Linked DNA regions of Homo sapiens: region 2 is linked to region 1. A link is an interaction called in ENCODE POLR2A ChIA-PET data of the cell type or tissue named here. Cell type or tissue: K562. All regions are shown on one strand.

Region 1 (8,000 bases):
TCTCTGAGGTGTGCCTGTATTGTAATTTTTAATTTTAGGTATTCTGTGTGTGGTGGAATGTCACTGTGGCCTTAACTTGCATTTCCTTAATGGCTAATGATATCGAGCATCTTTTCATGTGTTTATTTGCCATCTTTATATCTCTTTTGGTGAAGGGTCTGTTCAAATCCACTAAAGTGACATGATCACAGTTCCGTGTTAGGAGATTATCCTGGCAGTGGTGCCCTGCCTTTCTACTCAAGCTATCGAATGAGGACTGACAGCATCTGCATCTCCCAGGGGCTTGGTAAAAATGCAGCACTTTGGCCTCATCCCAGTCCAGCCCAATCAGACTCTGCATTTGAACAAGATCCCCAGGTGATTTGTGTGCATGTTAAACTTTGAGAAGCACTGGTGTTCAGAAGAAATTAGAGGAGAGGGGAAAAATGTAAGGGACAAATTTAGGAAGCTATTGCCATATGGAGAACTTAGGAAGGCCGAACAGTTAGGCAAAGGAAGTAAGAATCCACACATCTACTGGCCCAGTCTGGAAACTTGGCTCAGGGTTTGAGTCCCTATATGTTCCCTTACTTGTGTCCTGCTGCTGGATAAAGGCCCATGTGGTAACAAAGAGGGTCTTCAGAGGAAATCCCATTACCTAGAACAGCAGACACATCTGTCCAGGCCTCTAGTTACAACCTGAGGGATGGTAGCGTGGGGAGGCTTGTGGGGTCCCTAAGGCAGCACAAGGATAGGATTCCGTTTAATCAATTACTTTAGCCAATACTGGCAGTGCCTCTGACACCGTGCTGGATACACATTAGTAAGGTCCAGCCCTCAGATGAAAGTCATGATCTAGTGGAAGAGACAGAGAGACGTAATTACAATTCAATAGGATCAGTGTCATAGCAGAGATCTCTCCCTCTCTTTCTCTAAAATACTGTACAAGCCCAGAACTTAGAGAAGGGGCAGAGGGATTCAGAAAAAAGTTAACAGTTGACTTGGGTTTTAGAATTTAATAATAGCTAACATTGATGGAGCACCATCATGGAGCTATGTGCCAGACCTGTATTTTAGATTACACATTACTATGTTTATTCCTCACAATGGCCTTCTGAGATAGGAACTGTTGTTAGCCCCATTTTATAGACAAGGTAACCATGGGCACGCCCCAGGCCTCTTAGCTAGATTCCCACTCAGTCTGTCTGGCACCAATGTTTGCATTCTTAACTGAGCTTGCACTGTGAGCCAGGGGGTGTCCGAGAGAACCCCAGGAAGAACAGATGCAGAAACCAGTGTCCATGGCCCAAGGAGCTCCCAGACCTTGCCTCTGCCCCTTTGCCCAGAGTGACTGAAGAGAATGACAGATGCCTAGGCAAAGCCTTCAAGCTGCTTGGGGGAGGTCAGGAATTGCCGGGGGCACCTGGCTGTCTTGTTTGCTGCTGAGCAGCCTTCGGTCAAGCTTCCATGGTCAGCCTTTGCTCCGGCCACTGCCTTTCTCTGCAAGCAGAGCTGGACAGTGTCAAAGCTTGGCTCTCCTTCGATCTCACATAACTGTGGATTTCTCCTCTATCTAAGGAGATAAAGCCAAAGACAGGGTTTTGCTATTTCTCAGCAGCCCCTGACAGCATAGAGGTCTGTACATTGTAAAGATTTCCGAAAAGGAACTCTGTTATGGTTTTTAGAAGTAAACCTGGAGATGCAGGGTAGACATGCCCCTCAGCATGCCTTTGTAAAGGCCTCTTGCCCCCGCAACAACTGCCACCCCTGCTCCCGACATGTCAGTTGGACTTAGTATGCTCCTTGAGTTCAAGGACATGTATGCACTTTACATTCTTCTTGCAGTGCCTTCGCACTGTGCCTACCCAAGGGAGGCGCTCCAGAAGTGTTGGTTGTGCCAACACCTCAGGAGGCTGAAGCATGGGGAGTTTGTGCCTCACAGGAGTGAGGAGCACAGCCTCTGGATCTAGGCTGCCAGACTGATCCTGTCCCGGCCCCTTAACAGCTGTGCGACATTAAGCAAGTTGCTGAAACTCTCTGGGCCTTAGATGTTCCCCTGGAAGACGGAGATAATTGTTCCTCTTTCCTACAGATGTTGCGAGGTTTAAGTGAGTTATAAATACTGGTGGTCCCGACTTAAAATTTTTTGGCTCTATAATGGTGCAAAAGTGACACTCATTCAGTAGAAACTGAACTTTAAATTCTGAATTTTTGATTTTTAATGATTATAAAATTTTTATTTTAATGATTATAAAAGATGCTTTGTATTCCATAATTATGCCCAATTGTAGGCTAATGTAAGTGTTCTGAGCATGTTTAAGGTAGGCTAGGCTAAGCTGTGATGTCAGTAGGTTAGATGTACATGCATTTTTGACTTACTACAGGTTTATTGGAACACCCCATTGTAGGTCCCAGCCTGTAAAGTGCTTAGAAGAGTATCTAACCCATATTAAGCACAATGTAATGATTAGCATACTAGAAGAGAGCAGTTTTTGGAATCAGACCTGGATTGGACTGGGTTGGAATCCCAGTCCCATCCCCTTCTAGCTATGACCTTGGGCAAGTTACTGAGCCTCTCTAAGTGTCAGCTTCCACATCTGAAAAATGGGGATGATAACACCTTCATCGGAGGATGAGGGAGAGGAGGAGAAGCAGTAACAAGACCAGGTGCGGTGACTCACACCTATAATCCCAGCACTTTAGAATGCCGAGGCAGGCAGATCACTTGAAGCCAGGAGTTTGAGACCAGCCTGGCCAACATGGTAAAACCCGTTTCTACTAAAAATACAAAATATATTAGCTAGGCATGGTAATGGATGCCTGTAGTCCCAGCTACTCAGGAGGCTGAGGCAGGAGAATTGCTTGAATCGTGAGGCAGAGGTTGTAGTGAGCCGAGGTCGCACCACTGCACTCCAGCCTGGGAGACAGAGGAAGACTCTGTCCCCCATCTCACCCCCACAACTCCACTCCCCAAAAAAGGCAGTAACAAAAGTAAAAGGCTGGCCTGGTGCCTGCTCGGAATAAGACTGCTGTAATCATATGGTTTCTTGATTCACTTGTCCACCTGATCTGAGGGGAAGGCAGACATGGCTGCTCTTTGGTTGACCTGATAAGGTGCCTTCACCCCTATCTAGGGTAAGTGGAAGTCATGGGCAATTGGAGGTCAAAGGCAACAGGACAGCTGAGTTGTGTTCATGGTGAACCTAACACTTAAAAAGCCAGAACCTGACAGATGAATTCAGTAGGTGCCCTGAGGTAAGACAGCAAAATGGCCCCTAGTTCAGGAAGCAAACACTAGAAAATGTGGTGGCTGCAGGGGCCGAGGACAGGGACCCAGAACTGGAGCCACCTCCAAGCCATGGTTTCCCAGAACCTCTGTGTATTTCTGCCCTCGGCAATCTGCCTGCAGCCTGGGTCTCTGTCTCATTTCATAGCTCACTACCTGTTTCTAGGTATTTCAGGCTCTGTACAGATGAGTCTGTGCCATTTGGTGTTGCTGGGACTGGAGTTCTCAGTAAACCTTGCTGACAGATAATGTGCAACATCAGAGTACTTCCAGCGAACCTTGGGTCAAGAACAGGGAGGGGGAGGAGAGATGAAGAGCAAACATCCACAGAAGATCAGTGGAGAAAGCCTGACTCTTAGTAGAACTCCTGTACAGGGTGGCCAAGGACACGGTCTTCTGAGTTTCTTCGAAGGTGGCCTTGGGTGGATGGTCTCAGGAGGCTCTTTATCACCTCCGTCTTCTGATGCATCTTCACTGTGACCATGGCAGTGGGGCACCTCCCATCCCTTTGAGTACAGCCTTCGGGAGCTCCTGGGGAGGAGGTGCATGGAAGGTGGGCGAGGGTTGACACTAGAGAGGTGGGCAGCACCGAATCACAGAGGGCTTTGGCTGCGGAGCCAAGGAATCCGAATCGCATTGTGTAAGCAACTGGCAGCCAGTGAGGGACTTTAATCAGGGAAGCAGAATGATTTGATGGGTGTTTTAGAAACTTTGTTCTCTGCTGGGCGGGCCTGGTGGCTCATGCCTGTAATCCCAGCACTTTGGGAGGCCGAGGCAGGTGGATCACAAGGTCAGGAGATCGAGACCATCCTGCCTGACACGGTGAAACCCCGTCTCTACTAAAAATACAAAAAATTAGCCCGGCATGGAGGCGGGCGCCTGTGGTCCCAGCTACGCAGGAGACTGAGCCAGGAGAATGGCGTGAACCCGGGAGGCGGAGCTTGCAGTGAGCCAAGACTGAACCACTGCACTCCAACCTGGGTGACAGAGCGAGACTCCCTCTCAAAAAAAAAGAAACTTTGTTCTCCGCTGTGTGGAAGATAAGCATCTTGAGAAGATAAAGGAAACACTGTCTAATTTTTTTTAATGTACTATATTTTCCAAGTGAAGCCTACATCACTGATATCACTTTCCTCTAGTTACGTATTTTTTATTGATGCAATCTCTTTAAAAGGTCAAGGAAAATTTTTATTATCTTAAGCCTTTGATGATGCCCTAGTTTGTCCTTTCCCCACCATGTAAAGTAGGGCACAGAGAAATCAGGCAACTTTCCCAAACTCCTGCAGTGGGTTAGCACAGCCAGAAAGGACTTCACAGAGTCTGGATTCTCAGAACTGTGCTCAAATTAGATCCTGCTGCAATCCACCCACACAACCAGGTTTGCACTTACCTCCTAAAAAGTTGCTTTCAACTTCGAAAAAGAGAATACCCAGGTTTTCGAAACCTGGCTGAGATCGAGTTCCATGTTAGATTTTTGCAGATCACAGCCTTAGTTTTCTTCTGCAATACCAGCCTTGCATCATTAATGTTTCTCAGTGGTTTTCCTGCCAGTCCCTTCGCTGTATTCCGAGTGTAAACAGTGTCAATGTTGACCTCTAGGCCAGCGGGGCTACCAGACCCAAAAGAACCTCACCTCGGGAAATGTGAAGGGGGCGTCAGCACTGGATAGAGAAGTCAATGTTGCCTGCCTTCTAATATCTCCAGTGCGCCTCTTCCTTTACTGCAGAAACTTGCCTCAGACTTTTGCATGAGTCAGCAGTTTCTTCTAATCGGCTGGAGTTGTGGCGGCTGCTCCGCAGTCCATCCCACTGTACTATGTCTCTAGAGCACACCTGGCAGGAAGGGACTGTGTGCAGAAAGGATGTTCAGATGTTCATGAGGCTGCATTTATACTACACTATGAATTTCATGTAAGTTCTTCTGCTATTTGAAGTCGAAAGTGGTGCACTATATATCACTGCAATTTATTTCAAATTCTATCTATGCTGTTCCCAAATGCAACATAAATGCATTGCTGTCATTTGTACAAATGACTTCCAAATGGTGCTGTGACAAACAGGTATGTTTCCACACAGTTTTGCTCTTTTCAAAATACTGCATAGTACTTTGATTCTGGTCCATGTCTGACACACTTACCCGTGAGTCTTCTAAGGAAAAACCAACAGCAGGTGAAAAACCCTAGATCACTCAAGAAAACAAAATTTGAGCTTTTAAAATTCCATATTGTTGGACTCAATTGGACTTTGGGCTCTGGGGAATGAACAATGCCTTTGTCCACAAATGTAGGTTTCCAAAGAAAAGTACGGCAGGCTTCAAGGGAATCAAGCCTGCAGACAAGTTAGGACTTTTACAAATAAAATAGAAAATATAAATCTTGTGCTTTTTAAGCATCTACTTGTAAGATATTTTCAGCCAGAGAGTAAAAGCGTGCATTTTCTAGCAAGGATGCCTTACAAACCTGTCTCTGCAAACAGGTGTAAGCATGCATGTAAAAGCAGGGGGTAGCCACTTTATTGTCCCTCAGAGAATAAAGTGTTGTCCCAACAGGATACAACATTCACCTTGCTCTGAACAAAGCCCTGAGTGGAGCCTGTGCTGTATTTCACTGTGACACCATCTGGCCCCTATTCTCGAAGCTCTACATCCTCGTTTTCTCTCAATGAAGCACTAACTCAGAACAAGCTTGTGCTTATAAGAGGACTTGTATTCAGCTCAGTCCTCCGTGGAAAGGGATGGCAAATAGTGACCATGGCTGGCAAAAATCCACACGGGAGAAAGACCTCCGTGTGTGCCTTTCAGAAGTCTGAGGTGTCCAGTCTATATTGTGCTACAAGCCTCTCCTCCACATTTCTTGATTTTTAAAAAATCTTGGGTGGGCGCGGTGGTTCACGGCTGTAATCTCAGCACTCTGGGAGGCTGAGGCGGGTGGATCACAAGATCAGGAGATGGAGACCATCCTGGCCAACATGGTGAAACTCCATCTCTACCAGAAATACAAAAATTAGCTTGGCGTGGTCGCCTGTGCCTGTAATCCAGCTACTCGGGAGGCTGAGGCAGGAGAATCCCTTGAACCTGGGAAGCAGAGGTTGCAGTGAGCCAAGTTCGTGTCACTGCACTCCAGCCTGGTGACAGAGCGAGACTCCGAAAAAAAAAAAAAATTCACCGGCCTTCTTTGTATTCCCAGTCACTTGTGTGTTCTGTTACACTGTGTGATGCATTTCTATCATTCAAGGATAATTTCAGAGCTTCATTTAATTTTTGTCCTCTACCCCCAAGTCCAAATGGGGACCCCAAAACATAATGACCATCCATTATTATACCAAGGAATTCAGGAAATGCTGAGAATAATGTCCCTCAGGGTTGCTTTCTAGAATTAGCATTTAACTGTGAGCCTGAATTTCTTCCTTTTGCCACAAGGAAAAAACAATCCACTGGAGAAATTGTGTTACTGATGAAACTGAAACAAGAGCATAAAGTCAAATGTCTTCCACAAATCTTCCAGCTGGGAAAAATGAGAGCAGCTTCCCTAAAAAGGGATAAGATTCAAGATAATTGTGTTATCATCCTGAGACATGTTTACAAGATTCAAGCTTAGGGGAGCACAGTGCTATCAGGACAAAACTAGCTTGCTAATCTTGTTTTCAAATGTATTTGGAAAAGTCAACTAAAGTTAAAACTAAAAATCTCCGGCTGGAAGAGTTTTTTTAAAAAAAGGTCTAAGCCTATTTGCCCAAATTCCCAAGTTAATATTTAGTATTTATTAAAATGTGAAATTGTGACATTTAAAAAGCCACATAATTAGTTTAAGCCAGGCTTGATTTGTCTTTACCAACTTTCCTCCTACATTATATCAATAATTACATGTACTGCTTTTTTTCCCACTTATAAGCATTTTTTCATGTTATAGTCTTCATAATTATCTTTTCATTTGTACCTTAATATTCAAACCACTAAATGCACCATAAATACATTTATCATTCCCCTTTTGTTTTTTTAGGTTGCTTCCAATTTTTCACTATTGTAAATAATACTGCAATCAGCATTTTGAGTACTTTAGTTATATTTCAGCATTTGAATTACTTCCTTAGGATAGATTTCCAGACGTAGAAATAATGAATTAAATAGTATGTACATTTTTATGCCCCTGGATAGTTTGCTAAATTGTTTTTCCAAGGAATTATATACCTAGTTACTCAGTCGTTAGCAATGAATGAGAAGCTTGTTCTCACCAGCATTGGGTATTAATATGTAAAATGTGTTCATTAATTTAACAGGAAAATAATCTATTTACCTGGAAGCTTTAAAATTTTTAAGTAGGCAAATACGTCCACCTTTTCCTCTGAGCTTTCTTAACTTGCTTGAGACTTATTAAGTTGTCCCTTCTCCTACCAAGAACATTGGATTTGCAAGTATGTAGGAGGGCAGGATCCCCCTGGCCTAGGACACACTCTCCGGCAACTCCATCAAAATATCTGGAGGTGGGTCCTGGCTCCAGGGAATTCCCATGTGCAGCCAAGCCTGAGAACCTCTGGCATAGAAGGTAGGGATTTAGGCAGTGGGAAGATGAAGGCAACAGTTTCCCTTTAAGGAAGTTTGATGGAAGGCAGAGATATGATGGAAGTTTGAAGGAGTAACGGTCAAAGAAAGGTACTCTTAAAAATAAAATACATGGGCTAGGTGCGGTGGCTCACACCTGTAATCCCAGCACTTTGGGAGGCCAAGGCGGGCGGATCAC
Region 2 (8,000 bases), 190 kb before region 1:
AGCTCACCTGTCCTCTGCTTATAATTTACTACGTCTTGTATCCAAACTTGTTTTAACTGTGTGGTAAGAGAGAACTAGCATATTAACTGACTCTTCTTGCTAAGAATGATATGCAAGAGCTTCAGTATTCAGACTTCGCCATCTGATTTGACATCTTTTTGCTTACATTGGGGAATTTGGCAATTCAAAGATTGACCATTTTGGAGATCTTTATCTACCTACCTACCTATCTATATGTAATCCTTCCCCATTTCCACAATATTAATACACGAACACCTTTTCTCTTTTTCCCCCTCGATTATCGAGATTCAGATAATACAGTGCTTGGGGAGGAGTGGGTGTGCCTTGCCCAACACCACTAAAAGAACTGATACAAAATCTCAAGGCTGGGTTTTGGGAGAGTACATATGTGAGAGCAAAAACATTAAACTAGCTACATTCTTTTCTCTATCTGGGGCATTTTTTACCCTGCTGCTATTCATAAATGACTTCCTAATGCAGTCCTGTGCATATGCAGAAAAAACAAAAAACCCAGGGCTATTTATGTTTGAGATACCTTTTATGTGGTATGTACTAAGCAAGTGTCAAAGGAAACCCCTCACACACAGACACTGTATATCAGTGAAATTTGGTTTCTAAACAAATACATTCCGCATATAAGCACTGCCTGGTGTTTGTTTAAAAGGAAGCTGTTCTGGAAATCACCCAGCTTGACAGGGAAGATTACCTCTGAAATGGTCATTTAGTTTTCCACCAGTCCTTAACAGATACTGTCATGCATTGCTTCATGACAGAGACACATTCAGAGAAATGTGTTGTTAGGGGATTGTGTTGTGCAAACATCATAGTGTAGGTACACAAACCTAGATGGTATGTCCTACTACGCACCTCGGCCATATGGTATATATAGCCCATGGCTACTAGGCTACAAATGTGCACAGCATGTTACTATGCTGAATATTGTAGGCAATTGTAACACAATGGTAAGAATTTGTGTACCTAAACATGCCTAAATGTCAAAAAGGTACAGGAAAATTATGGTACTATAATCTTATGAGACCACCGTTGTATATGTGGTCCCTTGTTGATTGAAACATTGTTATGTGGCCCATGCCTGTACTATTTCTCTCTCTCTCTCTTTTTTCTCTGTCTCTCCCCACCTGCCCATTTCCTCTCTCCTTTCTTCCCTTCCCCATTTATTTGAGTATTACTATAGAAATCATTTCATTACCTACAAAGGCAACTGAATCTGTCTGTCCACATAGGATTGGAGGGCCTGAATGAATAGGACACTCATATTATATAAAAAGAGTTACTCCTTTACTTGAAGACACTCAATGCAATTTAAACAATGACACCCTGCTAGGTCGTGTGAAGGTGCCAGTCCAGGCCTGGAAAGGGGAGCAGGGTTAGGGACAGCAAGGCAATGCATCTGCTAGCTGTCACAACAGAGGACAATGCAAGCGAGAGCTGGCACTGGTCACACTAGTCAAGGATGATGTCTAACACTTTGGGGCAAGATGTTCAATCTAAAATTCCAGCTAACTCTCCAATAGGAACTCTCCAAAAATGCAGTCTTGGACTTTTAGAAAAAGTGAAAGCAGAAATCAGAGAGGTAATAGCAAACACCGGGGTTTAGGAAACAAACCAGGACACAAGGCTAAGCTAAGAAGTTAAAACGTTCCTACCAAGATGCAGGTTGGTCACGTCACTTAAATCCTGTCATTCGTCACAGTAATATCCAGATGCTGTAAAGTTGCCCCAGGAAAGTACAGCCCCTGCCCCGGCAGAGGGACTGAGCCTGGTTGGACTCGGCCTTTTTAGAATGAGGTAATGCCGATTTATGTTCTATGCTGGCTGGACAGATTGTAAAAACCTGTCATTATTGCCTCTTCCCCCAGATAGAGACTGCCTTGACACCCCCTTTTTTTTTCGAGACGAGTCTCACTCTGTCGCCTAGGCTGGAGTGCAGTGGCACGATCTTGGCTCACTGCAACCTCCGCCTCTTGGGTTCAAGAGATTCTCCTGCCTTAGCCTCCTGAGTAGCTGGGACTACAGGCATACGCCACCATGCCCAGCTAATTTTTGTATTTTTAGTAGAGTTTTAGTAGAGACGGGGTTTCACCATGTTGGCCAGGATGGCCTCGATCTCTTGACCTTGTGATCCGTCAGCCTCGGCTTCCCAAAGTGCTGGGATTACAGGCGTGAGCCACCGTGCCCAGCTGACCCCTTTTAAAATTTGTCCAGCAGCAGCATTTTCCAACCAGTATGGTGTTTTGTCTTTATGGAGGTTAGGGTTAGAACCCTGACCTGTACTACTGTTGCCATGGTAACTGCCCTTGGCTTTAAAAAAAGAATTATATAATTTCCTGAAAGTGTTGTTAGACAATGTTTTTACAAGAGCACTCTCTGCATTTAAAAATGTGACATTTTGCTCTTAGAACTTTTGGGAGAGTATTAAAAAAAAGCAATAGACCCAAGTCAGGAGCAGCTCTGCAAATCTGAGATGCAGATGTGCTGATTGGGCAAAGGCCCAGTGCATGCGTGTGCAGCGTCTCCAGTTTTCCAGCTTGAGCCTTCTCCTTGCCATTGCTTATCTGCTTCTTGACATTCTGTTTGAGAGTAAAAGGAAACTTAACTGCTAATCGCTGATTTAAATACTTAAACTCTGCAGAAGTATTTATTGCATTGACTTCAATCACTCCTTCCACGGTATTTTCTAAATATTTCTGTGTAAGTTTAGACACGTTTAATTATTTCACTTTTCTTTCTTCCACGATGAAGAGGCCATGTATGACTTGGCCCCTCTGATGCCTCAGGTCAGCTTATTTCTCTTTTCCTTCCCCTGCTCCACTGGAATGAGTGAACATCTGTACGTCCTTCTTTCCCTTCTTCCCTCTCTGTGGCCTGAGCTAATCTCTGGGGAGACCCTGATGATGCCCCTTTGAACAACTCAAGGGCTGCTAGGACTAGAGGGTCCCTGGGGTCCACCTAGCCCTAATACCTTAGGGGAACCAGGCCAGAGGGTGTAGCGGTGACATGTTCACTATTAACCAAGAACTTGGTGCTAGCACTGGACTAGCCCCTCGGGGCACCAACTTCTGTTGCAGAGCTGCCTCTACACATCTGCCTGCCCCACTCTTGCTCCTCCCCAGCTTATGAAGCCTCCAGTGCTGTCAAGCACTCCCTTTCTGGCACCTCCCTCTTGGTTTCCTGGTTCTCATTCTACCATTCCATCTGTTTTTCTGTTTCTTTCTCAGCTGCTCACTCTTTCTTCTTGGGGTTTTTTTTTTTTTCCCCGTGAGACAGGGTCTGGCTCTGTCGCCCAGGCTGGAGTATAGTGGTGCGATCTCAGCTTACTGCAACCTCAAGCGATTCTCCCATCTCAGCCTCTTGAGTAGCTGGGACTATAGGCGCACACCACCACGCCCGGCTAATTTTTGTATTTTTTTCACCATGTTGGTCTCAAACTCCTGAGCTCAAGTGATCCACTCGCCTTGGACTCCCAAAGTGCTGAGCTTACAGGCGTGAGCCAGTGTGCCTAACCTCGGGGGTTCTTGACTGAGGCATAGCCCTTGGCTTTCTGTTTTCCTCTGTCTCCTCTCCCTGAGGTGGCTTGTCTGGTCTTAGGATTTTGCTTGTCACTTCCTTGCTTACAACTCCAAAAACTCTGCCTGGGCTTCTCCAGTGGAACTACAGTCAGATGGCTGAAGCATCCCGGCTCTTGGGTCCCATCTTGAGCTGCCAGGTGCCTCAGATATGGACTGGAGGAGTGGCTGTCACTGTGGTTCGCTCCCATGTTAGATACAGGGCTAGTCTCAGCTCTGCCACTCCCCATGTGTGACCCTGGGTGAGTTACTTAATTCCCTAAGCCCTGTTTCCTCATCTGTAAAATGGAGATGTTAATAGCACTTTTTTTTTTTTAATTATTACTTTTTGTGAGATGGCGTCTCGCTCTGTCACCAGGCTGGAGTGCAGTGGCGTGACCTCGGCTCACTGCAACCTCCGCCTCCTGGGTTCAAGCGATTCTCTTGCCTCAGCCTCCTGAGTAGCTGGGACCATAGGCATGTGCCACCACGCCCAGCTAATTTTTGTATTTTTAGTAGAGACGGAGTTTCACCATGTTGGCCAGGATGGTCTCAATCTCTTGACCTCGTGATCTGCCTGTCTCAGCCTCCCAAAGTGCGGGGATTATAGGCGTGAGCCACTGTGCCCAGCTAGTAGCACTTCTTTAGAGGGTTCACTGACCATTGAGAAATGTCTCTGTGGCACTTAGGGCCGGTATAGGTACAGTCAACTGCTAGCTAACAGTAATTTTTATTCTCTCTAAAATAGAATTTAAGAACCCTCCCAGGCCAGTTCTCCTGACCCTAGTGCTGGCTTTTCAATCTGGCTTCCCTGACCCATCAATGTCACCAGTACCATCCATCTTGGAACTTTTGAACCATCTTGTATTTACTCATCCTCTTTTTTTTTGTCTTTTTTTTTGGAGACACAGTCTTGCTCTGTCACCCAGGCTGGAGTGCATTGGCGCGATCTTGGTTGACTGCAACCTCCGCCTCCCGAGTTCAAGCAATTCTCCTGCCTCAGCCTCCCAGGTAGCTGGGATTACAGGCACCCGCCACTACACCTGGCTAATTTTTGTATTTTTAGTAGAGATGGGGTTTCACCATGTTGGCCAGGCTGGTCTTGAACTCCTGGCCTCAAGTGATCCATCCATCTCAGCCTCCCAAAGTGCTGGGATTAGAGGTGTGAGCCACCACACCTGGCCTGCCCATTCTCTTTAAACCCTATATTTGGCCAATCACCACATTTTATTGACATTTCCTCTGCAATTGCCCTTGAATTTCTCTGTTTTTCTCCACTTACCCTGGAGCCTCCTTAACTGGTCTCCTGGGACTGGCCTCTTCAGCTTTAGACCCTGATTCTTTCTGTCTAGCTTGTGAACCTCTTCATAAAACCAAACTTCTCTAAATAATGCTCTCATAATGAATTTGTTTATTCATTCACAGGCCTGTTCAATGAATCACTATTAAGAACCCACTGTGTGCTAGGTAGGTGCTCTGCCAGATTCTTACTCATTTTTATGTCTTTAGCACCTATTAGAGTTGAGAGAGAATGAATTTAATGAAACATGACAAATAATATGACTAATATATTTTAAAAATTTGCAGAAGGCCAGCTGTGGTGGCTCACGCCTGTAATCTCAGCACTTTGGGAGGCTGAGGCGGGCAGATCGCTTGAGCTTAGGAGTTCAAGACCAGCCTGGGCAATATGGCAAAACCCTGTTTCTATCAAAAATACAAACAGCCAGGCATAGTAGTGTGCACCTGTGGTCCCAGCTATTTGGGAGGCTGAGGCAGGAGGATCACTTGAGCCCGAAGGTTGAGGCTGCAGTGAACCACGATCGCGCCACTGCACTCCAACCTGGGAGACAGAGCGAGACGCTGTCTAAAAAAAAAAAAAAAAAAGTACAGAAGCCCAACAAAGGGTGTGTTCATTCTCTCTGGAAGTGAGGGAAGGATTCCCAGAAGAAAGAACATTTGACGGAGGGCTTAAAAGTCAAATTAGTGTTGTTGAGCCAAGGGATGGGAGGACTCAATATACACAGAGTGGGCGCCAGGTGTGGAGGAAAGTTCTTCACCTACACGGTGTGGCTGGTGGACAGATCAAGGGTGCTAGGCAGGACTGAATTCTGCCTGCTGCCTGTTTGTGTTTTTAAAATAGCTTTAATGAGATATAATTTACGTACCATAAAGTTTACCTGTTTAAAGTGTACAAGTCAGTGGTTTTTAGTATATTTATAGAAATGTGCAACCAGTGGCCCATAATCTAATTTTACAACATTTCCATCACCCTAAGAAGAAACCTTGTATCTATTAACAGTCACTCTCCCATTCCCTGTGTGTGCCCCCCACGACCCGGCACTAGCCCAAGGTAGCCACTAATCTACTTTCTAGATTTATCTGTTCTGCACATTCATATGAATGGGATCATGCAATATGTATCTTTTGTGTCTAGCTTCTTTCACTTAGCGTAAAGCACTTGAGGTTCCTCGATGTTGTAGCATGTATCAGTTGTTTCATTCCTTTTTATTCCTGGGTAGTTTTCATTGTGTGGCTATACCATGTTTTGTTAATGCATTCATCAGTCCGATGCCTGTTTTTAAAGTTTTATTAGTTTTAAAGCCACACCCATTTGATAATATGTTGTCTATGGCTGCCTTCTCACTACTGTGGCAGAGTTGAGTATTGTGTCAGAGACCTGCATGGCCTGCAAAGCTTTAAATAGTTACTATTCAGCCCTTTGCAGGAAGAGCTTGGCAATTCCTGTAATAGAGGATGAAGACAATGAAGGGGGTAGGCTGGGGCTGAGTGGAAGATGAGACTGGAAAGGCCACGTAAGGATTTGGACTTAATCCTGTGGATCGGCTTCTCAAAGTGTGTGTGCTGTGTGAAGCCCCTGCATCGGATCCCTTGATGTATAGATTCCTGAGCCTCCCCCTGGGCTTACCAGCTAAACCCCTTGCCCCACGCCCTTATTCTTAATTCCACCTGGACTTCTTTCTTCAGTCTCTCAATTCTTGCCACTTTGGAAGCCCATGCTTAGGTCTTAGCTCTTCACCAAACCCTTGCCTGATTGCTTTACCCTCCTCCATTTCTTTCTTTTCTAAACATCGCTCTGAATCTTCTTCCCCCTACCACAACCTGTGCCTTCCCACAGTATGGAATTATATGTTTTATTGTATTACTTGCTGCTGAATCGTGTGTGTTAATTCTGCACACTCAGCTGGTGAGTGGACTGCTTTCGGGCAGGAACTAGGTCTTGGGTCTTTTTTTGCATTATGCAAATTGGGTTATTGCATGGCACCAAGGATGTTATTTAGAGTATAACTGAAAGTCTTCTTAAATGACTTTCCTTTTGCATAGTGCATCTTTATTTGCTTTGCATTCTATTAGTGGACTTAGTGTTTGGTCCCTAGGCCCCTCAACATTGGAGCTAAGCAGGTGTCCTCCATTTTGTATGACTGCTTTGATTTACTTTTTTAATTAAATCTCTTTTAATTAATCTTATTTTTTACTCTAAACTGCAGATCTTTGTTCAGTCTTTTCCCTAGCCCATTTCTAAATCTTTGTTACATTCTTCTTTACTCTGAGGGGTTTTAGTCATCTGCTAGTAAACTAGTTAGTCCTTTCCGTCAGCTGGGTAAAAAGCTATAAATGGTTTTCAACTCTATGCAGCTCCCTTGGGTTGCTCATTTGATCTGAGCCAGGTTTGAAGTTGGGCCATTGAGAATGATCTGTCCTCATGATGTAGGGGGTGACTCCAGCCAATTCTTAATATTGCTGGAATTAATTAACTTTGATTCCTCTAACTGAAAGAGGGCATTTTACTCTACCGTGTATTATTAAATACCTTATAACTTGATTTTTTTGATTTTGTTTTCTTGCTCAGTGAGTACTTAAAATATCCCTGCCGATATAGTAATTTGTTCCCTGTTTAATATGGCTTTTTCCTTTGTTTACTCTGGACTCAAGTCTTTGTAGCTTGTTTTCTAAGTCAGCTCAAAAGTTGCTGGTCATTGGATTTGGCAGCCTTTTCAAGCTTTACCCACCAGAATCCTACAGGAAGTTGTGTGTCGGCCAGAAGAGTCTGTTTATTTAGAGCGTGGTGTCCAGCAGAAGCAATCCATTTATGAGGGTCTGGTCTTAAAGACACAGGCATCTGAGTCTGTGTTTGGAAGACCTGCTGCTTTGGCTTCCATTGCAGCCATGTTCTCCATGCTTTCCTGTCCAGCCCGCCGGGGCACCTCAGTGGCACTGCTGGCTGATTGAAGGAGTCCTTGTCTCTGAGCTCCTTGGCCTTGTCTGAAAGGCTGAAATATCAAGGCCCAGATATTAGACAGGGTTCTAGTCCAAAGCACCCTACAATAATGCTTTGTATTTATGGCTTTTTTTTTCCACCTGAACCACAGAGTCCTTCAGCTGAACCTGAAATTT

What was found. ChIA-PET counts read pairs that join two places held together with the same protein. Peaks named below come from ENCODE experiments on the same cell type or tissue, not always from the same donor. Only the 100,000 strongest peaks of a DNase experiment are listed, where the experiment ranks them.
Region 2: POLR2A ChIA-PET joins it to region 1 with 5 read pairs; 2 of 35 experiments call an interaction of 5 or more read pairs at or near these places.

The regions. Positions count from the first base shown.
Region 1 is chr1:91,588,389-91,596,388 of GRCh38, reverse strand. No RefSeq gene overlaps it. Among named protein-coding and RNA genes, the nearest start is that of CDC7, 92 kb to the right of the region's middle. In K562, no CTCF peak of the experiment used is centred here; DNase peaks (open chromatin) are centred at 3,188, 3,558, 4,658 and 5,028; H3K4me3 peaks cover 454 bases.
Region 2 is chr1:91,783,240-91,791,239 of GRCh38, reverse strand. All of the region lies in intron 3 of TGFBR3 (transforming growth factor beta receptor 3), which reads left to right. Among named protein-coding and RNA genes, the nearest start is that of TGFBR3, 99 kb to the left of the region's middle. RefSeq lists an enhancer at 3,095-3,224 and a silencer at 5,132-5,335. In K562, no CTCF peak of the experiment used is centred here; no DNase peak of the experiment used is centred here.